Regions from separate parts of the Homo sapiens genome. Here all the other regions are linked to region 3. Evidence: read pairs that join two places in POLR2A ChIA-PET (ENCODE). Cell type or tissue: MCF 10A. All regions are shown on one strand.

Region 1 (5,000 bases), 88 kb after region 3:
CAAAAAAAAAAAAAAAAGCTGGGTGCCATGGTGCATGCCTGTAGTCCCAGCTACATGGGAGGCTGAGGTGGGAGGACTGCTTGAGCCTGGGAGGCTGAGGTTGCCGTGAGCTGTGATCATGCCACTACAGTCCAGCCTGGGTGACACAATGCGACCCTGTCTCCAAAATTAAAAAAATAAAAAATAGGCCAGGCGCAGTGGCTCATGCCTGTAATCCCAGCACTTTGGGAGGAGAGGTGGGAGGATCACCTGAGGTCAGGAGTTTGACACTAGCTTGGGCAACATGGTAAAAGCCCATCTCTACTGAAAATACAAAAATTAGCCGGGCATGGTGGTGCATGCCTGTAATCCCAGCTACTTGGGAGGCTGAGGCAGGGATATTGCTTGAATCCAGGAGGCGGAGGTTGCAGTGAGCTAAGATCGCACCACTGCACTCCAGCCTGGGGTGACAGAGTGAGACTCTGTCTCAAAAAATAAATAAAGAAAGAAAGAATAAAAACTGGGATATGAGTAGAAGTGAAACTATAGGTAATGTAAGAGTGCCCAGTGCTCCATCCTTTATAACAGGGAGCCTCTGACTGTCTAAATTAATGTATGTTTAAAAAATCTTGATCTCAAGATGTATTCAGAAACTTTTCTCTTAGTTTGGAAGACTTGTTTATCTCTAAGAATGAAGAAATACTGATGTCAAGTTCAGCAATTCCTTCACTTTCACTACAGTTTCTTCTGTTAAAATATAATTTTTTTATTTTAAAAAGCATATATAGTATCATCCTGTTAAAAGAAAAACTTTAGATAAATTCAATTTAACAGTTTACCTGAGCAACAAACAACTCACGAATCAGGCAGCACTCACAACCAGAAGAGGTTCACAGAGCTCTATCCAGCAGCATGAGCTGCAGTTTTTATACACTGATGACAGAAGTAAAAAACCAAAATCACTCGATTGGCTACAGCTCTGCATCTGCTTTATTTGGGCATAATGTGATGAGCTGGCCGCCTGTGATTGGCTGAAACCTGGCTATTACAAAAAATACACTGTTGAGTTAGTTTTCTGTTCGTTTATGTACAAAGTTAGTTTTTCACACAGGGACTCAAAGTAGGGAGAAAGACTCAGGCTAATGGCCTCCTGCTTATTTAACAATTCTATTTTTTATAAAAGCATTTCTTTTTAATCTTTTGACATATCGTTTTTTTTTTAAGACAGAGTCTTGCTCTGTCACCCAGGCTGGAGTGCGGTGGCGCGATCTCAGCTCACTGCAAGCTCCGCCTCCCAGGTCCAAACAATTCTCCTGCCTCAGCCTCCCAAGTAGCTGGGACTGCAGGCGCACGCAACCACGCCTGGCTAATTTTTGTATTTTTAGTAGAGACACGGGGTTTCACCACGTTGGCCAGGCTGGTCTCAAACTCCTGACCTCAGGTGATCCGCCCGCCTCAGCCTCCCAAAGTGCTGGGATTACAGGCGTGAGCCACCAAGCCCGACCAACATATCCTATTTGTGTAAAAATAGAAAGACATACGCAATGATTTTCACTTCATGTTAAAGATGAATATATCTTGATAGTGGGATAGAAACTATTTTTACCTTTTTAAAAACAGCTGCATTATTTGTATTCTTATAATGATTTTGGGAAACAATATGGTGATTTTATACCAATGTAAAAAAATTTTAAATATAAACATTTAAAAAAATCCATGAACCCAACAACCAGAATTAACAACCATCAACACTGTCATATTTTCTTTAGATTGTTTCATAATAAAAAATATTCCACACAAAAAATTGAAGACTGCCATGGATTGTTCTCCAGGACCAGTCGCTGCCCATCCACTCCCTATATAGTACATAATTTATATTTCTCTATATTTAAATATTCACTAATTAAAAAATACAATGTAAAATGAAACAGACAATGTAAAATGAAATCCTGGACTAGAAATAACTCAAAGTGTGGGGTTTTTTTTTCAGATTCACACTTAAATTTTTTTCTGATAATTTTGAACACATACAAAAATAGAGAAAATAGTATACAACAAATTCCCATATACCTGTTACCCAGATTCAACAATTATCAAGATTTTGCCACACAGAATTTTGAAATTAAAAGCAAAAGCTGTTATCTACAGTTCAGCTGCAATTTGTTCAGCTAGGAAACAAACACCTTCCAAAGAAGACAGGAAGAACCAAGATCAGCTGTGCTCTTTCTCTGTGCAGGTACTAATTCCTAAAACAGATCCATTTAGGAGTCACAGCAACTCTGAAACCTACATACTATTGTCAGCATTGTTCAGAGTGGAAGATGAAGCTCAGAGGGATGGAGATTCTTCTGTAAGCTTAGCCAGTTGCTTGTCCTTCCAATACTACCCCACAACACCTTCCTTCATGATCCCATCCTAGCCAATTTCAGTGTGCCAGAGTCACTGGAGGTTATTATTCTGTTGAAGAACACAAAGTAAGAAAGTCTCGCTAAAAGTCTGTGTGAATCAATCCCTGGATTCTCTGGGTTGGAGGAGGACCCTGCATTTTTATAGGTAATTTCAGTCAGGAACTTTCGGTTATTTATTTAATTTAGAAAACACCTGATGTAATTTTCCTTGTAAGACTTTTTCTTATAACTACTTAGATAAAAGGGAGAAACATTTTCTCTCTTCCTTTAAAACAATCGAATCGGTGATTCGATATACTCTTCTATTAATTGGAGGGACATTCTCTCGAGGGAGCTCATAATCCCAACTGACCAATGACCATAATTACAAAATGTGATCTCAACTGCAGTTTACAGACTTTCAGATCTATCATGGATATTTCCAAAGCAGTTTTGAAATTTCTTGCCTGCCATGTTGCTTATGTGTTATGCTCACATACTGTAGCAAATGCTTCATAACATTCTTAATTCTTCCTGGAGACTGTTTCAAAATAAGCAGGCATCAGTGCTCTAGTGTGTCAACCGTATTAGTCAGTCTTGTGGTGAAAAGTATGGGACTTTTGTTTCCCATGACACATTTTTATTTAATAGCATAGAATGTAACCATTTAGAGGCAGAAGATGCACCATGATTCAGCTATTTTGAGGGACTGATATGATTAAAGAAACTCAACTATCAAATATTTCCCATTTAAATGTATAAAATTTTGAGGACAGAGAATATCTTAGATTTCAATTAATATTTGTATCCCAAACTCCTGAAGACACACACACACACACACACACACACACACACACACACACACACACAGATTTTTCAGGACAGAACCTCAGAGATATCTGGAATCTGGGATCAGCCAGAGCTCTTCATTTTGCGAATATGGAAACTGAGATCCAATTTTTTGTTTATATTTTCTGTCTCATGTAGTTCTTGTTTGGTTTTCTATTGTCACAAAGAACAATGCCAAGTTATTGTACTCTCACAAGAGGATATTTTCATGCAACAGTCCGTAGAATTAAAAACAAGAAGGAAAAAAAATAGCCACTAAACTTAGTATGAACAGGCAACAATAATTTTTTAAGGCTGCTATAAAACTCAATTGCAGTTTGTAGGCTTGCAAATTCAAAATATCTAACTACCGGAATTAGAGTGAAAAGTCAGGAAGCAACGAAGTTTAGTAAATCAAATTGCGTCCAAAAGTGGGCTTCTAATTCTACTTTTCCATTTATTATTTACAAACAGAATTTTTCACTTTCTGCAAATGTCTTCTGGCTAAATTTTTGGCACTGCCCCTCTTACTGTATTTTGGTTGTGCCTTTCATCTTTGCCTAAAATACAGACCCTCAAAACTATACCACTGTAACCGACATGGTGATAAGACAATTTAGGGGTTGGCAAATTTCTTTTTTGGCAGGGGGATCCCCAAATGGAGAAAACAGGTCCGCGCGACCTTTGATGAGGCAGCTTTTTTGTACCCCCAACTCTGTGAGAACAGTGTGAGAGCACTGACACCAGTCAGGCCCTTTGCTTACAGACCGGGGGCGGGAGTAGGGGGGAAGGAAACTCCCGGCGCTGGCATGACTTCCCCAGGACTGACAAGGGCCCCTAGGAACGGCTTTTCTCCCTTGCAAAACTGGCCTGTTTATTTCGGCTCCAGGGTGCCTGGGGCCAGAGTAGGACCTGCAGGAAAAGATCTGGGAGGAATATTCGCCCAGAAGCCTCTAGGGCATACGACTCGCGTTCTTCAGGGGTCGGCGCGGATAGGAACCGCAGCAAAGGATCCCCTAGACCTCCGAGCTGTGAGCGGCGACACAGCCGGGACCCCAGACCCCGGACCCCAGGGCGCGGAGTTGACCGGAGCCGGGAAGGGAGCGGCGCGGGCAGCGCGGGGCAGCGAGACGCAAGCGCTCGCAGGGGTCGGCGGCCCAGCAGAAGCCGCGCCCGCTAAGTTGCCCGAAGCGGCCGCGAGGTGCGAGGGTGCGGACAGCACCGGAAGGCGGCGGACGCAGCGCCCCCGGGCTCACCTTCTTACCTTTCCTTCCCAGCCCTGCCCGGAGCTTCAGCCCGGCGCCCGCAGAAGTTTCCCGGCGGAGCGCGCTTGACCCGGGTGGCCCGCGCGGAAGCCCTCAGCGTCCCCCTCGTGAGTGCCTCGCCGCCCACCCTGCGGCGCCGGGCGCAGCGTGACCGCAGCGGGCTCCGGAGCGGCGCGGCGGCGCGGGCGGGTGCCGGGCACGGGCGCGCGCCCCGGGGCGCAGCCGGGTGGGCGGGCGCGGCGGCTGCGTCTGGGCCGGGGCAGGCGGTTCGGCCACCGGGGTGCGGGGCTGCGGAGAATCCTAGCGGCCGCTACGGACCGAAGTTTCCAAAGATGCGGTTCCCCGAGTGTACACCGCTCCCGGTTGTAACATACACCTAGTATTCACAGTCACACTAGGCAGGAGCGATGGGCTGGCTGCTGAACCAAGGCAACTGCACGCCTGCTCTCTCACCCCCGCTCCACACACACCGTAAACAAAATGAAGAGGTAAATCACCATAGTGGGGACGGGAATATTAGGGTGTATTGGACAGAGAGAGA
Region 2 (5,000 bases), 260 kb after region 3:
GATTCCTCAAGGATCTGGAACTAGAAATACCATTTGACCCAGCCATCCCATTACTGGGTATATACCCAAAGGATTATAAATCGTGCTGCTATAAAGACACATGCACACGTATGTTTATTGCGGCACTATTCACAATAGCAAAGAATTGGAACCAACACAAATGTCCATCAATGATAGACTGGATTAAGAAAATCTGGCACATATACACCATGGAACACTATGCAGCCATAAAAAGGGATGAGTTCGGCTGGGCGCGGTGGCTCACGCCTGTAATCCCAGCACTTTGGGGAGGCCGAGGCAGGCGGATCATGAGGTCAGGAGATCGAGACCATCTGGCTAACATGGTGAAACCCCATCTCCACTAAAAAATACAAAAAAATTAGCCAGGCGTGGTGGCGGGCGCCTGTAGTCCCAGCTACTCAGGAGGCTTAGGCAGGAGAATGGCGTGAACCTGGGAGGTGGAGCTTGCAGTAAGCCGAGATCGTGCCACTGCACTCCAGCCTGGGAGATAGAGTGAGACTCCGTCTCAAAAAAAAAAAAAAAAGGATGAGTTCATGTCCTTTGTAGGGACATGGATGAAGCTGGAAACCATCATTCTCACCAAACTATCGCAAAGACAGAAAACCAAACACTGCATGTTCTCACTCATAGGTGGGAACTGAACAATGAGAACACTTGGACACAGGATGGGGAACATCACACACCAGGGCCTGTCGTGGGGTGGGGGAGGCGGGAGGGAGAGCATTAGGAGATACACCTAATGTAAATGACGAGTTAATGGGTGCAGCACACCAACATGGCACATGTATGAATATGTAACAAACCTGCACGTTGTGCACATGTACCCTAAAACTGAAAGTATAATTTAATAAAAAGTAAAAAAAAATCATTCAAGCTCCAATGAACAAAAAACAACAGAACGGTGTACATTATTGTCTGCCACCAAATTCTGAAGCATTAACCTTAGCCATAAATACATACTACAAGTCATAAGCTCATTCAGAATAAGGAATGTGGCTGGATTCACAAAAGTCTAGCTATAAAATTGGAAAAATAGTCCAAAGTATAGGCCCTCACAGGGCCGGATGTTTTAAATGAGAGCTCTTGAAATTCTTTTGCTCTCCTGAAACCTTGTTCTACAGGGCTTTGGTAGAGAAATAAATCAAGAGAAAAGGTATTTCAGTTCAACAATGGGGCTCATTCATTTTTGCTACTCACAAGTTAGAACACTGTTGATTTAAATGGAAAACAGGAAAATTACTTTTTAAAAAGAAACATGATTTAACTCTTTAACCATTTCATTTTTTGCCTACCTTCTCTGAGGTTCTTTTGTCTATAAAGTGGCATTATTCACTCTGAAGCCAAAAGAAATTTCAATTCCCAAACCTCTCTGCATTCAAATGTTAAAATTACTTTTTATAAACCTGCTTCTTGGTGGGGACTGATTCATTTATTGAGTGAAGATTAGTTTAAAATAAATTGTCTTATGCTTTTCCTAGAGCAAAGTCATACTTTTATTACTTTCTTTGAAAAATCATCAACTAAACTATATTAACTACATGTCATAGAAAATGCTGTGCAAGCTCCCTAATAATGGCAGCTAAAGTGCTTTTATACTTTACAAAAACTCTAAGGGCTGGACATGTCACGACAACAAATGCAAGGAGTGGTCAGGCACTGAGGCTGCAGGGCGCATGGGCTGCTGTTGTCCTGAATGACTTCCTTCTGTCTCAGTCTGCCACATGATTAACAGTTAGAACACAGGCTTGGGAGTTAAGCTGACATGGATCCAAATCTTTAAATGGCATTAGGAAAGCTAGTTGGCCTCACCAGCCTCAGTTTCCTGGGGATAATAATCCGTGCTCCTCGGAAGCTGTTGAGAAGACTGAATGAGAGGCCTACATTTGTAGCTCAGAACCTGACACACAGGAAATGTTACATAAACAGTATTAACTATTATTCCAAATAACCCCAGTGTTCAAGTGACAAAAGTAAACCGAACATTTTAAAATTAGTATAAATACTCATTTTATCACTAGTATTTTGTCTTTTATATCAGATTTCCTATTTTGGGTCTTGTTTTTATACTGTCTTTTGATGTCCCAATTCTTTTTCGTTTTTCTGCATTCCCACTCTGACACACAGATTTCCTACAAACTCCCTGTCTTCTCTCTGAGGCCCTCCTCAGAGAGGTTTGCTTTTAGCACTCAGATGACTTTGCTAAGCTTTGGACAGCTCCTTTGCTTAAAGCTTCTCGAATGTTTATCTCCCCTTTTCCACTCTACGCCCAAAGAATGTCCAGCCCTGTCAGGCAAGAACAAAAGAGTCAGTATCATCTCTGCTACCTAAAAATAAGAGCTGCATTAGTCAGAGATGGTGAAATGACCAATCTACATGTCTGCTAAATACCAGATTTCCTTTTATGGTTATGTGTTAGCATGTAATGCAAATTTAATTCCTAATGCAGGAAAAAGCCAATTTTCTTTAATGACACAAAAGCCTTAAAATAAAAATATGGTAGGTACTGAATACTTTATCAATCTAAAACAATCAAACTTTTAGCAAAAAAAGGAAAAAGCACAGACAGGTTAGTGAAAGTCTGGGCAAATCCCAGGTAAGCTGATATTTCCTTATAGAAATCAGCATGTCACCACCATGCACCTTTTCTCCCTAAACTCCTCATAAATGCTGTGACATGAGAAAAGACCGCTCTAGGCCCGTTTTAAGGATGCCTATATTGAAGGAGGTTGTTAAGTTACTAACAAAAAAGATTTCAGACTTACGGTTCTTTTTGCCTAACAATCACTTCTTAAGAATTCTATTAAAAATCTCTGATATAATTAACTTTAAATGTAGGTCGGGTGCAGTGGCCCATGCCTGTAATCCCAGCACTTTGGGAAGCTGAGGCAGACGGATCACCTGAGGTCAGGGGTTCATGACCAGCCTGGCCAACATGGCGAAACCCTGTTTCTACTAAAAATACAAAATTAGCTGGGTGTGGTGGCAGGCACCTATAATCCTAGCTACTTGAGAGGCTGAGGCAGGAGAATCACTTGAACCCAGGAGGCGGAAGGTGCAGAAAAAAAAAATGTATTCAGAACAGGGACTAATGGTCAGCTCCTTTTTTGCTGCTATTATCCTATAAAGCAGGGAATAAAGTACCTGACTTTCTACTGGAAAATTAAAGAACCAAAGAGAAAAGAAAATGAAAAAAAGAAAGAAAACAGAAGAGAGAGGAAGTCTGAGCATGGATCTGTGCGCTGGGCCACAGCCCGTCAGACACTCCCTCAAACTGATGATATCCACATCTTACCATCCAGCAGATGGGGAGCACTTGAAGGGCAGGGGCTACCACGTGTCATTACAAGTGCCCAACACAGTGCCTGGCACAGGGTAGGACATTAATGCATGTCTAATTCATAACTAAATATATGATTTAGGTACTCCTACATTTTAAACTGAACCTTACATACAGTTGTTTATAATGTAGACAACAAAAGTAACCAAAGTTAAATTTTAAAGAAGTTATTAGTATCTTCTGCTTTTCTAATAAAATTATTTAGAAATGTATCCCTGAGTTAAATGTATTTATATTTTTAAGGCAGAAACTTAAGTTTTCATGTAAATTTTTAAAGTCCACAGACTTGAGAGAAAAGAGACAGCTCTGAGCTCTGATACCCATACTGCAGAAAATATTCAAAAATTTATTCTGAATTTTGTCTATGTAACTAAAGTATATAAGGCAACTTTTTATATATTAAAAATAAGGCCAGACACAGTGGCTCACACCTGTAATCCCAGCACTTTGGGAGGCTGAGGCAGGAGGACTGCTTGAGCCCACGTGTTCGAAACCAGCCTGGGCAATATAGTGAGACTCCATCTCTATTTTATATTTAAATAAAGTAAATAAATAAAATAGGGTTATAGCAAACTTAGGAAACAAAGTATATACATACTTCAAAATAAATAATATTGATTAGGAAGGTATAGAAAATATAAGAAAATCCAGACAAATTATTTTCTTGTAAGGTTCAGGATAATTAATTTCAACAAATCTGTGGGCATGAACCACATCAAGGATCATAGGAGTCAAGACTCAGCTGTCTTTTCTACTCCAGAACTAAAAAACGTCATGCTAGCCTGGTGTCTTTAATGTTACCTTGATACTTCTTCACTTTTGATGTTAAGCAACAGAATAAGAGAATCAAAAATCTTCTGCTCACACAATATAAAGGAATGAAAAAAAGAACCCATCATTCTCAGTGCTTAATAAAGGACAAAAATTTAATGAAAAAATATTTAGGAAGCCACAGGGATAAAGATTCAAAATGCTCAGAAGGCAGTAACCGTTACAGAGGGAGGGGGGCTTATCAAGCAAGGCCACCTGAGCACAAGGATCCCTAAAGGGACACGTCATTCGAGACAAGCTGGTACACACCTGCTGTGAGTCCAATAGGGACTGCTCTAGGTGCTGGCAACTCCATGGGGAACAAGACAGGCAACATCTCTAATCTCATGCAGCTCACGGATCCTCACACAAAGTGCTTTTGTATGGAGAGAAATGGAAATCAGAATGGGGGAAAGGAGGAGAGGGGGCAACTCTGGAGAGAAAGGTATCTATCAAAAGTACAAGGAAGGCCAGGCACAGTGGCTCACGCCTGTAATCCCAGCATTCTGGGAGGCCGAGGCAGATGGACCATGAGGTCAGGAGATCGAGACTAGCCTGGCCAACATGGTGAAACCCATCTCTATGAAAAATACAAAAACTAGCCAGGTATGGTGGCATGCGCCTGTAGTCCCAGCTACTTGGGAGGCTGAGAAAGGAGAATTGCTTGAACTTGGGAGGTGGAGGTTGCGGTGAACTGAGATCACGCCACTGCACTCCAGCCTGGGTGACAGAGCAAGATTCCGTCTCAAAAAAAAAAAAAAAAGTACAAGGAAGCCTGGTAGCCCCTGACAGGGACCTCTCTTCTCCCAAAGCAAGAAGGTAGTAACTCCAC
Region 3 (5,000 bases):
AACTAAAACATAATTTAAAAAGAGATCCCATTTAAAGGGACCATATTGACAACCTGCAGTGTTTCTTTTTAGTAAGACATTATTTCTTAATGGAACACTGTCCTTACTAAAATTATCTTCAAGGCTTATGTAAAAGATGTCCTAAATAACACAATCTAAAAAGTATGTCATAATGTACTCCACTGTGCAGTGGGCCTTTAGAAGTGTAAAAATTCCTTATGGTTAAGGTGAAAGTCCGACTTTTAAGAATGTAGAAGAACTGGAATTCAGTAATTCTGAATAAAGATTGAACATGATACAGTTCAGTTGTTGCTTGACACCACCAGAGGGCACTCTTCACTTGCTCTCTGAAACAGATTTTCTTTTACATCCCCTCATAGCTATAATACTCTTTTGAGTACCTGAATATCCACATGATTGATAAACTTACCTAGGAAAATTTCTGACTGAAAAAATGTGTAATTATAAGTAATGCCTTTTGAGCTCTTATGCAGAAGACAGGGGCTGTCAACACAGAGCTCACAATACTGAAGAGATAATCAGGTATTTGTAACTTGTCTAGAAAAAAGTATTTCTAAAAGTCTTCTTGTAATAAGAAACCACAGGACTGTAAACATTCAATTACATTAAATAATCATACTGCATTATTACCCCATATGTTTCTCCCCCACCTTTCAAGCTATAAGAAATATAAAACTTCTCCCAAGCATGGTGGCTCACACCTCTAATCCCAGTGTTTTGGAGGCCAACCCAGAGGGATCTCTTGAGGCCAGGAGTTCAAGACCAGCCTGATTAACATAGTGAGACCCTGTGATGTGGTTTGGCTGTTTCCCCACCCAAATCTCATCTTGAATTGTAGCTCTTACAATTCCCAGGTGTTGTGAGAGGGACCCCGTGGGAGATAACTGAATCATGGGGTTGGGTCTTTCCCATGCTGTTCTCATGATAGTGAATAATTCTCACGAAATCTGATCATTTCATAAAGGGGAGTTTCCATGCACGAGCTCCCTTCTCTTGTCTGCCACCATGGGAGACATGCCTTTCATCTTCCACCATGATTGTGAGGCCTCCCCAACCATGTGGAACTGTGAATCCACTAAACCTCTTTCTTGTGTAAAATTGTCCAGTCTCAGGTATGTCTTTATCAACAGCATGAAAACGGACGAATACAGCCTGATTCTACAAAACCTTAGCTGGGCATGATGGCTTGTGTCAGTAATTCCAGCTGCTTGGAAGGCTGAGGCAGGAGGATTGCTTGAGACCAGGAGTTCGATGCTGTAGTGCCTTTGATCACACCACTGCACTCCAGCCCGGGAGACACAGTGAGACTGTCACTAAAAAAAAAAAAAAAAAAAAAAAAAAAAAAAAAGAAATGCAAGACTTCTTCATTGGGGTTTTATTACTGAAAACTTTGATGTTCCTCTTCTCACTCAGACATCTTAATAGGGCTGCCCATACTTCCATTATTTGAGAAGAAACAATATCTTGTCAAAATGCTGATATCACACCCAGGTATTCTAAGTATTTGATTTAAATGTGTGTCTCTAGATACAAGTTCTGAAAAGAGTTTTCAGGTATAATTTAATGAAGAAATACATCTTTTACCTTCAGCTTCCATTTATGTATCACTGATTAATGTAATAATAGCTTTTACTTTTATAGTGCTTTATCGGTGACATGGTGCTTTAAAATTTAATTCTCACAAAACCCTCCTAAGATTAAGATGGCAGATATCAATATTCCTATATTACAGATGGGTTCAGGGAGATTACATTAACTACTTGGGCTATAACCTGGCTTGGAGCTAGCTAGGAAAGACACCTCAGAATTCTGATTTGAATCATTCTCTTCTTCCAGTCACCAGAACCAGGCAGTAAGCTTCCTTCTGACTCTTTAGGAAGTGCCAAGAAGACAAGGAAGTGAGTAGGAGAGTTGAAAGGATCAAAATCACACACCAATGTGATTGCCCACATTTGCTTCTGTCTGAATGTTTCCATCCATGCCACCCATTTCTACTAGTCATTCTCCAAACCCACTCTCACTCTCATCCTGCTCCACTGTGTTTCTCTGGTCTTGTTTGTTTTTTGTTTTGAGACAGAGTCTTACTCTGCTGCACAGGCTGGAGTGCAGTGGCACAATCTCGGCTCACTGCAACCTCCGCCTTCCGGGTTCAAGCGATTCTCCTGCCTCAGCCTCCCAAGTAGCTGGGATTACAGGTACATGCCGCCATGCCCGGCTAATTTTTGTATTTTTAGTAGAGATGGGGTTTCACCATGTTGCCCAGGATGGTCTCAATCTCCTGACTTCGTGATCCGCCCACCTTGGCCTCCCAAAGTGCTGGGATTACAGGAGTGAGCCACCGCACCCGGCCTCTTCTTTTTTTTTTTTTTGACAGAGTTTTGGTTTTGTTGCCCAGGCTGGAGTGCAATGGTGCAATCTCAGCTCACTGCTGCAACCTCTACCTCCCAGGTTCAAGTGATTCTCCTGCCTCGGCCTCCTGAGTAGCTGGGATTATAGGTGCGCACCATGCCTGGCTAATTTTTGTATTTTTAGTAGAGACGGAGTTTCACCATGTTGGCCAGGCTGGTCTGGAACTCCTGACTCAAGTGATCCACCTGCTGCGGCCTCCCAAAGTGTTGGGATTACAGGCGTGAGCCACTGCGCCTGGCCGTGTTTCTTACAGTGGGAAGCAAGGCTATGAATGCACTAGCCTGCGAAGCCTGGACCTGCCAGGAGTTCCACCCAATCACCTGGCATGTTTGTGCAAGGGAAGCTCCTGGACCTCACCCCAGACCAGAGTTTCTCAACCTTCCTATCCATATGAATCACCTGGGAGCTTTTAAGACTCCCAATGCCCAGATGAATGGCATCAGAATCTTTAATCCCAACGTGCAGCCCAGGCTAAACCCACTGTCCCGGCAGGTGCATTGTGTCAGTATCTGTGAGGGTGGGCTCTTGGAGCTAGACTTTTAACTGGTTCCCTGAGTGACCGTTTTATAAAAAGTCTGAAAACTACTGGCCAGGAGCCAATAAATACAAGTTGCTTTTAACTGGACTGTGAACAAGAATACGTGGGTTCTAGTTTTTCTTGGGTTCAATTTTCCTGGCTGTGTTTTTCATCTGCCCAATGGGGGCAGGGGGTGGACTCAAACAATCAGACCTCAAAGTGGTCAAGAGGACCTCAAAATGTGGTCCTTAACAGCAGCAGCAGCATCCTGCCCCGGCAACATGGCAAAACCTCATCTCTACAAAAAATACAAAAATTAGCCAGGCGTGGTGGTGCGTGCCTGTATACCCAGCTTCTTGGGAGGCTGAGGTGGTAGGATCGCTTGAAGCCAGGAGATCAAGGCTGCAGTGAGCTGTGATAGCGCCACGGCACTCCAGCCTGGACAACAGAGGGAGGCTCTGTCTCAAAATAAAAAGAAAGTTATCCTCAGCATAACTTTTTTGGATCAAGAGGTGACCAATAATCACAGACGTCTGAGTGCTAGCAAGGGTCTGAGGAGGTTCAGAACTTCCTTGTCCTTGGTCAGGTCACAATGCTCCTGTAAACCTTTAACAAAATAGTTGATTTGCTTTTTAAAATATATATACTTCCCCTTTATTCCCAGAGCTGGTTTCAAAAGCTACAGGATTGCTGTTTTTGTGTTTTATCTTAGTTCTCTAAAATTATCCTAGGCTACGTGCAGGAATGGGTACAGGCCCTTTAAACAAATGGAGTTAGTTGTGTTAGTTCTTTTCTTGTTTCACTGTTACACCAGTGCTTTCCATCCACTGGCTGCCTCAGAGAGGTCTCTGCAGCCTCCTCTCTGCCCAGTGCTTTCTGGAGCCACTTGTCTAAGTTGGAATTGGCTCTTCTCTCTGCCCCAGGCAAACAGGTCCAGAGCGATTGCAGCTGAGAGTGTGGGCCGCCCATGCCTCCAGCCATTTCTGCTGTAAGCAGAAGGAGCCTTGGTAATAATCCCCTGCCCTGTCCGTCCTGTGGGTCCTGGCACTGACCTTTACAAGGCTCTTTACAAGGACTGTGGCTGCCAAGATTCCAGAAGGCTTAAGGATTCGACTTGACAAAGGAAAAAGGGAAAGAGGAGGACAAACATGTACTGGGTGCAAGCTATGTGTTAGGAAAGGTTCGAGTGTACATGTGAGGACACAGTGGCTCTGCAGGCTTCACAATTTGCCTAAGATCACACTGTCAGAGCCGGCACTCAGAACCGCTTCTGTCCCACCTCCAAGCCACGTCCAGGACAGGACTCTGCCTCCTTTTTCAGGCCTGTGCTTTTCAGCTGCTTCCATCTATGAGGCAAGTGGAGGTAAACAATGTAGATAAGAAATCAGTTTGGGACAAAATATACTAGGACCCCATTTTTTCACAGGAATTGGTAATCATTTTAAAGGCCAATGTCAGATTTTAATTTTTTTTCCTAAGAAAATGCCCCTCTATATAAATACATGTACAAAGAATAGAAAGTCTTACCTTTTTCTATTTTAGCATGAAAACTCCTTGATAACCTAAGGAAAGGAGCTGGGAACCAGATACACTGGTGGCCTCACACTCAACCTCCAGGGGCACGGGAGAGAAAGAGGGCTGCAGACAGGCAGGCCTCAGTCTGAGGGGTCCAGGAGGAAGTCCCGGCTTTGTGACTTGAATTGTCTTGGTAAACTCAATCTATTTGAGCTTCAGTTTCCTCCTCTGCAAAGTGGTGATCATAATAACTACCTTGCAGAATTGTTGTGAAAATACTAAATCATGTATTTTAAATGCAGCCTCTGGTAAATAATAGGCACTCAATACATGCTGTTCTCACTATCTCCCATTACACCTAATTGTTCTTACTAACAAAACATATCAGCACTAATAAGAAAAGTTAGAAGAGATCAGGTGAGAACAACAAAAGTAGTGGGAAGCACGTTGAAAAAAATTAGGTCTCCAGGACGACAGAAGCGATTTTTTTTTTTTTTTTTGAGATGGGGTCTCACTCCGTTGCCCAGAGTGCACTGGA
Region 4 (5,000 bases), 280 kb after region 3:
CCACATTATATATCATTAGGGAAATCCAAATTAAAACAATCAGATATGGTCGGGCGTGGTGGCTCACACCTGTAATCCCAGCACTTTGGGAGGCCGAGGCAGGTGGATCACCTGAGGTCAGGAGTTCGAGACCAGCCTGACCAACATGGTGAAATCCCGTCTCTACTAAAAATACAAAAATTAGCCGGGTGGGGTGGCATGCACCTGTAGTCCCAGCTACTTGGGAGTCTGAGATACAAGAATTGCTTGAACCCGGGACAGAAGATGCCGTGAGCTGAGATTACGCCACTGCACTCCAGCCTGGATATTTATAAAAATACAAAAAAAAAATTAGCTGGGCGTGGCGCTAACTAGTCCCAGACAGAGTGAGACTCCATCTCAAAAAAAAAAAAAAAAAAAAAATTCAGATATAACTATACACCTGTAAGAATGGCCAGAATTCAGAACCCTGATAGCACCAAATGCTGTCCACGTTGTGGAACAAGAGGAACTCTCATTCATTGCTGGCAGGAATGCAAAATGGTGTAGCCACTCTGGAAGTTTTGGAGGATTCTTATAAAACTGAACAGACTCTTAACCACATGATCCCACAGTCATGCTCCTTTACCCAAAGGAGTTGAAAACTTGTGTCCAAACAAAGACCTGCATACAGATTTTTTACAGAAGTTTTATTCATAAGTGCTAAAACTTGGAAGCAACTGAGCATTCTTTCAGTAGGTGAATGGATACACTGTGGCACATTCAAACAATGACTATTTAACACTAAAAAGAAATGAGCCATCAAGCTGGGAAAAGGCCTGTAGGGAACTTAAATGTATTATCAGTAAGCGAAAAAAGCCAATCTGAAAAGGCTACATACTGTCTAATTCCAACTACAGGATGTTCTGGAAAAGACAAAACTATAAAGACAGTAAAAAGATCAGTGACTGCCAAAGATTGGGGTGAGAAAGGAATGAATTGTTAGAAGACAAAGGATTTTTAGGGCCAGGGAAACTACTCTGTATGATACTACAACACTGGATACATGTCACTATACATTTGTTCAGACCTTCAGAATGTACAACACCAAAATCAAACCCTAAAGTAAACTATGAACTTGGGTGATAATGATGTGTCAATGTAGATTTACCAATGAAAAACAAATGTACCACTCTGGTGGGGAATGTTCATAATAAGAGAGGTAAAATGAATATGTGGGGGCAGGAGGCACATGAGAAGTCTCTGTATTTTCCTCTCAATTTTGCTGTTAACTTAAAACTGTTCTAAAAACTAAACTTTACTTTTTAAAAAGTTAAGTATCGGCCAGGCGTGGTGGCTCACGCCTATAATCCCAGCACTTTGGGAGGCCGAGGTGGGAGGATCACAAGGTCAGGAGTTCAAGACCAGCATGGCCAATATGGTGAAACCCCATCTCTACTAAAAATACAAAAAAAATTTAGCTAGGCATGGCGCTAACTAGTCCCAGTTACTTGGGAGGCTGAGGCAGGAGAATCACTTGAACCCGGGAGGTACAGGTTGCAGTGAGCTGAGATCACGCCACTGCACTCCAGCCTGGGTGACACAGTGAGATTCCATCTCAAAAAAAAAAAAAAAAAAAAAAAAAAGGTTAAGCATTGGTTGAATATCAAACTGAAAGTAATTAACTCATATTTGCTGATTTTGGAGGCTTCTTTGAGGCTGAACTTCTTTTTTTCATTATGATGACGTACCAAGCTTTCAGGGCAAGGGAGGGAAAAACATAAGATAATACCAGAATGTAAAAAAAGCTTCATGGCACTTAAGTGATTGTCATTGAGCTTTCAGGGACACTGGTAAGAAGCACATGGTAGGAATTGCTTAGCTTCATTTGTAAGGCTCCCATCACAGTCTGAGAGGCTACTGAGATGTTGGCTTTCTTATATCTATCACAATTACTAATTATTATTATTTTGTGCCACTGAAAGCTGATGGTAAATAATAACTTTTGTTTTTTACAAGTTAATGTAATAACGTTCTCTAACATGAATTGGCCAGTTATACTTTTTTTGTTTCCCAGAAGGTGGAAATAACTAACATTTTCTAACTCTGGGGCACTCTTAACACAAGCAGCTAATTTCGTTTCCAGAGCGCAGACATCTTTCTTTAGCCAACATCCTTGAATAAAAAACCTACTTTTAGCTCATCTTGTAATTCATTGGCGAATTTATAAAAAAGGTCTTGATGTAGCCTAATCAAAAGGCAGAAAAAGCTAAACATAGCCAAGAGATGAAAAACACTGTAGCCTTATTCTCAATTCAATTGTGGGGGAAAAAAAAAAACAGAAAAGAAAGCAAGGATATTTAAAGATGACAAAGATACAACAAGTCATGATAAGGGGACAACAGGTACAGCAGAAAGCACTGGAGTAGCTGTGCTTCTTGCCAGATCCCAGCCCTCCAGCAAATTACTGAGCCTCTGTGCCCAAGCTCCTAATCTCTAACACAGGGATTGTAAAACTTACCTGTAAAGACCAACCAACATAACAAGAAAATGCTACATACCACGTTGAAATGTGGGGTAGCAAAAGGAAGAAAATGACACATTGTACCAGTAAGGTACAAGGTACATAGCCCTTCCTGCCTGGGAAAATTTAGAAGTGAAGGAGCAAAGAGGGAGGAACCCCTTGAACACAACAGGATCTTTGTGCAATTAAAGAGAAGAACAATAAAGGTGTGTCCAGAAAGTAACAAGGAGAAAAGTATCAAGATAAATGGCAACCAACAGGTGACCTATAACTTCTGATCAGAGGAGAATATGCGATTACTGTAGCAGTAAAGTTTTATAATCACTCAACATAATCAAATAGCTTGGTTCGGTTTAAAAATTCACCTTCTCCATAATCTCCTTAGGAGATATAACACATCTATAAGGGACTGATTGATTGTAATAATGATCTCATTTTTCCGCAGTTCCCTGTATCTATTTCTCCACCCATTGAAAAGGGGCTGGCCCTCTGGCTTGCTTTAGCCAACAGAATGCAGCAAATCTGACGTGCCAGGAGCAAGCCTAGGCATTAAGAAGGCTGTGTCATTCAGCTCCCCGTCTTGCAATTCTACTGAGTTGCCATGTGAGCAAGCCCAGGCTAGTCTGCTAGTCGTCCCAGCTGAGGGCCCAGAAATGTAAAAGAGCCAAGCCAAGATGAACCAACTAACCTGCAGCTGACCACAGATACATGTTAGAACTCAGCCAAGGCCAGAAGAACTACCTGGCCAACCCATAGGCTCATAGCAAAAACAAATGTTTATTATTCTAAGCTACTACATTTTGGTGGGGTCTATTACACAGCAAAGCCAACTGATACAACATCCTTTGAGGAAACATGGTTCTGGACCACACAACCTCTATGTAGGGTTCAGCATCTCTTTTCAGTCACTTGAAGTCACACTTCATTTTGTGAAAAATGTGCTTCATCTGAAGTCTTCACTCACCATCACTTTTTCCATCCTGTTGAGGGTATGAGTTGTAGAACATTCCCTTCCCATCATGGGTCCAGGCCATACAGCTGAACTTGACTCTTTCAAGCACATCTGGAAGCTCTTTGGCACCATCAACTTTCATGAACTTGATTGTCACCCAGTCTGAGCCACTGGCACTCAGACCATAGGCAAAATATTCACCATCTTCGCTGAACGCATAACCTATGGGACACAGGAGAAATCATCCAGTGACAAACACGGAACACAACTCCACGGTCCTTTATGCCATCTAACAAAGCTCTCTTTCATAACACGGAGGTAGAATGTGGCAATAAAAGGAATAGGAATCTGGTAGTGAGGAATCCCGGGGGCTCAGCCCAAGTTTTACAGGAATTACCCTTATAACCTTAGACAAGCTTCCTAACCTCTCCAGGTCTTAATTTGTCTATAAAATGAAATATTAGATTATATGCCTACTAAAATGCTTTCATTTTGAAATTTTTATAATGCAATAGGCAGTTCAGTTAAAAGCAGAGCTCATCTGGGACTTCTGTCATATTTCATTTATACTCTAAAGGGAATAAGGAGAAAAAGGAAACTGCTTTTAGAGTAATGACTGAATTATGACACATACCATATAATAGAACTAAATTGTAGTCATTAGGTAATTTGGGAGATTGATTCCAAATTATCTAAAATCCCTTGTTACAGCCTCATTTTTGAAGCATTACCTGTGCAATGTCCACACTGTCTGACCATTACAAGCCTAGGTAAATAAAGCCTGAGGGTTTGCAGTGAAGGCGCCCGGAGTGCACATTCCACAAGAAATTGTGAAAGGAAAAGCAACATGTCTATAGACTGTCGTGCCATGTACAGTCCTTTAGGGCCCTGGCAGAATGTTCTAATCACTATGGAATGTTTCCTGGCAAATACTTGTGTTTCATATTAGCTTTTTTAATTATGAAGTATGTAAAGCATTCAATACAACACCTCCTATTGGAGACTCTGACACCAGAGATTTCCTCTTAGGCTGTTTGCTAAACGTTATTGGGTAATGAAAATTTTAAGAAGCTCAACTATTATTAGAGGTTTCCTATTCTTTTACGTGGAATTTCATTTGTTTAAAATTTCACAGAACCTACTCATTAACCATTGTAGGTCCTATAAAGTATCTAGGCTCATATGTATGTAAATGCAGAAAAGAGTCTAGAAAGTGATAGGAAAAAGAAACATATTCACCTTTTATTCTACATAGCACTGGAGTGTTTGAATTGTTTATATATATATATATATATATATATATATATATATATATATATATATATATATATATATATCAGAAAATTTTCAGAAAAATTTAAATAAAACATTTTGATTTGAAAAGTATGTTTAAAAATCATATACTACAAAAATAATCTGAATGTTTACTCCTTTTGTGATAACTTCCCTATAATACCACTCTTAGAAAACTCAATGACTGTTTGAGGCAGGTCTCATGCCTAATTTAGCTTCTCGCCCATCAAGGCTTTGTCCATAGCAAACATTCCATAAAGAAGTCACTAGAAG
Region 5 (5,000 bases), 270 kb after region 3:
AGTTTTTTCATTATTTGAATCTACATGCACTTTCAAACTGAGGAAGGTATTTTCTTTTATATGTTATAATAAAAGAATTAGTTGCACGTAAAAAAAGCATTCTAAAAAGCAGTGACACTTGAAATTGTCCTGGAAATGAACAAAAGGAGTGAAAATGGATTTTAATAGCTTTGAGAGTTAATCATGCTATTCTCAGAGCAGGAGACTTTATCAAATTTATTTTATATAAATCTTTTGAATTCCTTTCATAATAGTTGTGAATCATGGCAACATCCCTTTAATATTATTTTTCTAACACTTAGGAAAACTTTTAAAACTAACCACCTACAATGATGACTTTTCATATATGAAACTCATTTATGGATTTGTAATAAAAATAAGGGGCAATGCCAGTAACAGACATACAGGGGAGCCATAAGCACATGTGAGTATGCATTAATAATTTTAACAAATAAAGTTACCCAGCTTTCCCAGTACAGTGTGGTACAACAGCAATAGAAGAAAAAAAGAAATCAATCCAAATACTGTGTGTTGTGTTGCTCGGTATGCCAGAAACTGATAAAACAGAAAATTCTAAGAAAACAAAACACGTACAAAATAAAATAAATAATGTAGGACTTGACATGATATAGGCACTACTGTTTCTAAGTTAGCTGGTTGTCTGTTTGATAAATTTGGTTATTCAACAATCTACTGTTGGGGTTGGGTGTGGTGGCTCAAGCCTGTAATCCCAGCACTTTGGGAGGCCGAGGCAGCCGAATCATTTGAGGTGAGGAGTTCAGGACCAGCCTGGCCAACATGGTGAAACCCCGTCTCTACTAAAAATACAAAAATTAGCTGGGCTTGGTGGCGTACGCCTTTAATCCCAACTACTCGGGAGGCTGAGGGACGAGAATCGCTTGAACCCAGGAGATGGAGGTCGCAGGGAGCCAGGATCACACCACTGCACTCCAGCCTGGGCGACAGAGCGAGACTCCATCTCACAAAGAAAGTATCTACGGTTTGTCTTATTTTCTTCCTTGCTGAGAAAAACAAGTGTTCTGTAAGAAAAGCGATTGATCAACAAATCCAACATGTCTACTAAAAACAACTCTCTTCTGCAGGATTGTTTTATGTATGAAGAGCGGCACAGCCTTCTTGCTTTACTCACATCCACGTCTCTAGCTTGGCTTTCTGACTTTTCTGCCTTCCCAACCATGCTGCTGAGATTTTCCTGTGTGCTTATCAGCACGGTGAATATTATCACATAAGGCAGTGCTAATGAAACAGTGGTGGACACAAGGCAAGGGCTAAGTACTTGGGGAATAAATATGGACTGTGCCAACTGGGAAGAGGGCTACTGAGCAATTACTGGTCCAAGTCAAAAACAGCCAACCAGCAAGGGGCAGAGGAGGCAGGGACCCCCCACCAGGAACACCACTGGACTTTTCTGTGTCTGTTCTGGAAGGTGAGACCCTGCTGGTCTTCATGTGCATGAACTTCCACAGGGGACATGGGAAGAGTAAGGAAATTAACATTCACTGCATGCCTACTATAAGTCAAGCATCAGGCAACACACTTTATATGTTAATATATGTGTAATACATATGTTTTTAATTACTAGGGTTCACAGGTGAACATATAAAAATGGCTTATGGAGACACAACAGATACTAAGATTCAGGATTACTTTTGAAAAAAAAACTTTTCAAGAATTAGGTATAACAGAATTAGGTTCTCAATATAGGATTTAGGGAGATAATCACAAAGAAGCTGGGCATTTTTTCCTTAATCCTTTCTAAAGGGATGATGCATTTTCACAATCTTCATTCTAGAGCACCCTCTGCTGGGAACAGTGCCACAAAGTGTTTGATTTCTTTAGGATTTTTTTTCTCCCCAGATGCTCACAATTCACTTTAAAACAGAGCTTTGTGGGTTTTTGGGTTTTTTTGGTCCAATAGAACCTGACAATTTCTCTCCTGCCATGAAACTGTCCTTCAAGTAAAGCCTCACAGTCTATATTAAATAACTGGCACCTCTGCCCATCAAAGCCCAATGGCAGCTGTTTCATGTTACACCCCAGGGGCACAAGGGAGCTCTTGTTCCTGAGCCCAGCATTTTGGACATGTGCAGGAGGGACTGAATGTGGGAGGCTTCCCGAGGTCCCTGGCTGAAAGTGAGGAGGGCAGTGAACACATCCTGTACCTCCAGAACAGAGTAACCCATGGATATGCCTTCCCCTGGAGCAAGAGGTACCCAGGAAGCTACCAGGAAGACAGCTGGCCTTGAGACATCTTGAAAGGTCCCTGATGAAAAAGGGTGGAGGAAGGAAAGGCAGAGAAGTCTGAATCTCGAGGGAATGCTTCTGGGATCAAAAGCTTTGGGGCAGGCAGGTGGTGCAAAAGGGCAGCCAGAGAGTTTATAACCCACATCAGGGAACAGCAAAGTACAGAGTTTCCTAAAATCGAGGGGATGTCTCTGAAAAAAGGATGGCATAAGGAGAGCTGGAACCTGGACATACATCCTCATTGCAAGCAGCCAAGAGAGGCCAACAATGATAGACCAACAAACAATTCCCAATAAGCAAAACTCCAGTTTCTCTTGTCTTACTCCTCCTCCCTGAGTGGCTACTGGGAAAACTAACAGGGTGAATAGGCAAGGAGAGGGGCTTGGCAAACTTGAGCTGGGTAGAGGGCGAAAGCATGTAAATTGGAGAGAGTGATATTTTGTTCTGGACTGCAATGAACCTTTAATAGCAGTTCCAATAACCAAAAGTGTCCAGAAAGCAAGGAGTTCTGCCAGGTTGAAGGCAGTCGTCCCGGGAAGACACGCTGTCACAGCGTGACGGAGGGCAACAGTGGGGAAACTAAAGCTGCTTCCTGATTGGAACTTCCTGAGATCTGCCTGATCAAGGCAAGACAGACCTGTCCATGCAGGAAGGCAGAGGAGGTATCTGTGAAGAAGGAAGATGAGTCACGAGGAGACAGCATCTAGGATATAAAGAGAAGTTCTCAGTGAACTTGGACTGCGGCAGCCGAAGGGGAGGTTGACGACAGCAAGCCAGAGAAATCTGCACACGTCCACAAGCACATCCAGTCTCTGCCCACAGGGTTCCTCCACCCACACCCACAAAGCCCGCATCCTGCCCTGTGTCCTGCTTCTCTCACACCCAGCAGCTAAGTTCTCTCCCAGGAGGCTAAGAGATGCTGTGATAAATCCTCCGTCCAGTTTCAGAGCTGAAAAAGCCCTGGAAGAAATAAAGGAAATGACCTTGAACAGATTAAGTGACTTGCCCAAGGCCACAGACCGAACTAGAATAAAAATTTCTGTTCCAGTACAGTCCTCCCACTCTAACACTGGCTCTCTCATCACAGACACTGTAAAAACTGTTATCTAAATACTAGGTTCTATGACTGGACTAAAAGCAAGTACTTTTATAACAAAAGCAACAATTAAATAAAAGCAACAATTGCAGCACATGCCTTTGGTACATGGTTATAAAGAGGACTACAGCTGGGCACAGTGGCTCACGCCTGTAATCCTAGCACTTTGGGAGACCAAGATGGGCGGATCAGAGGTCAGGAGTTTGAGACCACCCTGGCCAACATGGTAAAATCCTGTCTCTACTAAAAATACAAAAATTAGCCAGGCATGGTGGCATGAGCCTGTAATCCCAGCTACTCGGGAGGCTGAGGCAAGAGAATTGCTTGAACTTGGGAAGCGGAGGTTGCAGCGAGCCGAAATCATGCCACGGCACTCCGCCCTGGGTGACAGAGTGGGATTCCATTTATTGCTTTTCTCTAAGATGCAAATCACTAAATAAAGGCTGTTAAGAAATTGCTTCATTTCCAGTGAATAGCCTGAGAGCTAATGTGTCCACCAGCCATGGGTGCTTCTGGCCCAGCTAGTTCTACAGTGCACCTGCTTCTTGGACTCCCCTGGCTTTATCACACTTCTTGAAGGGCACAAGAAATTCCCACCTCAAGATTTTTTTCATGATCCAGATTTTTCTGAGTGAAGACTTGGAACTGGACCATCAATTCAGATTGGACCTGAGGCTTCTGAGGCGTCACAGCAGCAGAACTCTAGAGTTCATGTTTAAGTGACAAGAGTACTCCTCCATGTAGCAAGATGGTCCTTTTGCTCAGAAGATCACATACAGCTGGGTTGGGAAAGGAGGAAGGAAGGAGCACTTACCTAGCCAGCCAGACCTGCCTGACCAGCCATGGTAACTGGTGGGATGACACCAGTCACAACAAGACCACCCAAGTTCTGGAACACTGCTTGAGGGAAGTCTACGCCCACTTCTTGTTTACGGAGCCCACGAGTTTTCTTACAGACTTCCTCTGCGTAATTCACTAAATAGGGCCCTGATCCAATAAAGATCAAATATAAAGGACTCACTTTATATTGTTCCTTTAGCTTTTTTTTTTTTTTAAACAACTTCATTTATTACTTCTGTGCAGTAGAGATGCATCCCTTTATTTATTGCTATTCTTTAAAGTCATTACTCTTAGGCTGGGCATGGTGGCTCACGCCTATAATCCCAGCACTTTGGGAGGCTGAGGCCGGCGGATGACCTGAGGTCAGGAGTTTGAGACCAGCCTGGCCAACATGGTGAAACCCTGTCTCCACTAAAAATACAAAAATTATCCCGGCGTGGTGGTCCATGCCTGTGTAATCCCAGCTACTCAGGAGGGTGAGGCAGGAAAATCGCTTGAACCCGGGAGGTGGAGGTTGGAGTCAGCCGAGACTGAGCCACCACACTCTAGCCTGGGCGACAGAGCGAGACTCCATCTCAAAAATAAATAAATAAATAAAACATAAATAAAGTCATTACTCAATTTTTGTGTGCCCTTTCCTCTTGATCAGGGAAACAGTGTACACAGTGGTTAAGAAGATACAGGCTGTGACCCTAACAGACCCAGCAGGCAGTTCCAGCATGGACTTGCAAGATAATTACCCTAGTAGGTATTTTATTTTCTTTATGCATTCCTTCCTTCTCAGACTGTAGTAAAGATT

Evidence for each region. ChIA-PET counts read pairs that join two places held together with the same protein. Peaks named below come from ENCODE experiments on the same cell type or tissue, not always from the same donor. Only the 100,000 strongest peaks of a DNase experiment are listed, where the experiment ranks them.
Region 1: POLR2A ChIA-PET joins it to region 3 with 20 read pairs; 3 of 35 experiments call an interaction of 5 or more read pairs at or near these places.
Region 2: POLR2A ChIA-PET joins it to region 3 with 15 read pairs; 2 of 35 experiments call an interaction of 5 or more read pairs at or near these places.
Region 4: POLR2A ChIA-PET joins it to region 3 with 11 read pairs; 5 of 35 experiments call an interaction of 5 or more read pairs at or near these places.
Region 5: POLR2A ChIA-PET joins it to region 3 with 10 read pairs; 6 of 35 experiments call an interaction of 5 or more read pairs at or near these places.

Annotation. Positions count from the first base shown.
Region 1 is chr6:105,175,375-105,180,374 of GRCh38, forward strand. It overlaps POPDC3 (popeye domain cAMP effector 3), which reads right to left and starts at 4,640. Exons shown (of 4, transcript NM_022361.5): 1 at 4,459-4,640. In MCF 10A, no CTCF peak of the experiment used is centred here; DNase peaks (open chromatin) are centred at 2,967 and 4,017.
Region 2 is chr6:105,343,964-105,348,963 of GRCh38, forward strand. All of the region lies in intron 7 of PREP (prolyl endopeptidase), which reads right to left. Among named protein-coding and RNA genes, the nearest start is that of PREP, 57 kb to the right of the region's middle. In MCF 10A, no CTCF peak of the experiment used is centred here; a DNase peak (open chromatin) is centred at 2,318.
Region 3 is chr6:105,087,453-105,092,452 of GRCh38, forward strand. No RefSeq gene overlaps it. Among named protein-coding and RNA genes, the nearest start is that of POPDC1, 47 kb to the right of the region's middle. In MCF 10A, CTCF peaks have their summits at 300 (motif pointing right) and 505; DNase peaks (open chromatin) are centred at 349 and 2,769.
Region 4 is chr6:105,369,923-105,374,922 of GRCh38, forward strand. It overlaps PREP (prolyl endopeptidase), which reads right to left. Exons shown (of 15, transcript NM_002726.5): 5 at 3,447-3,656. Among named protein-coding and RNA genes, the nearest start is that of PREP, 31 kb to the right of the region's middle. In MCF 10A, no CTCF peak of the experiment used is centred here; DNase peaks (open chromatin) are centred at 3,089 and 4,289.
Region 5 is chr6:105,361,479-105,366,478 of GRCh38, forward strand. All of the region lies in intron 6 of PREP (prolyl endopeptidase), which reads right to left. Among named protein-coding and RNA genes, the nearest start is that of PREP, 39 kb to the right of the region's middle. In MCF 10A, a CTCF peak has its summit at 1,828 (motif pointing left); a DNase peak (open chromatin) is centred at 2,963.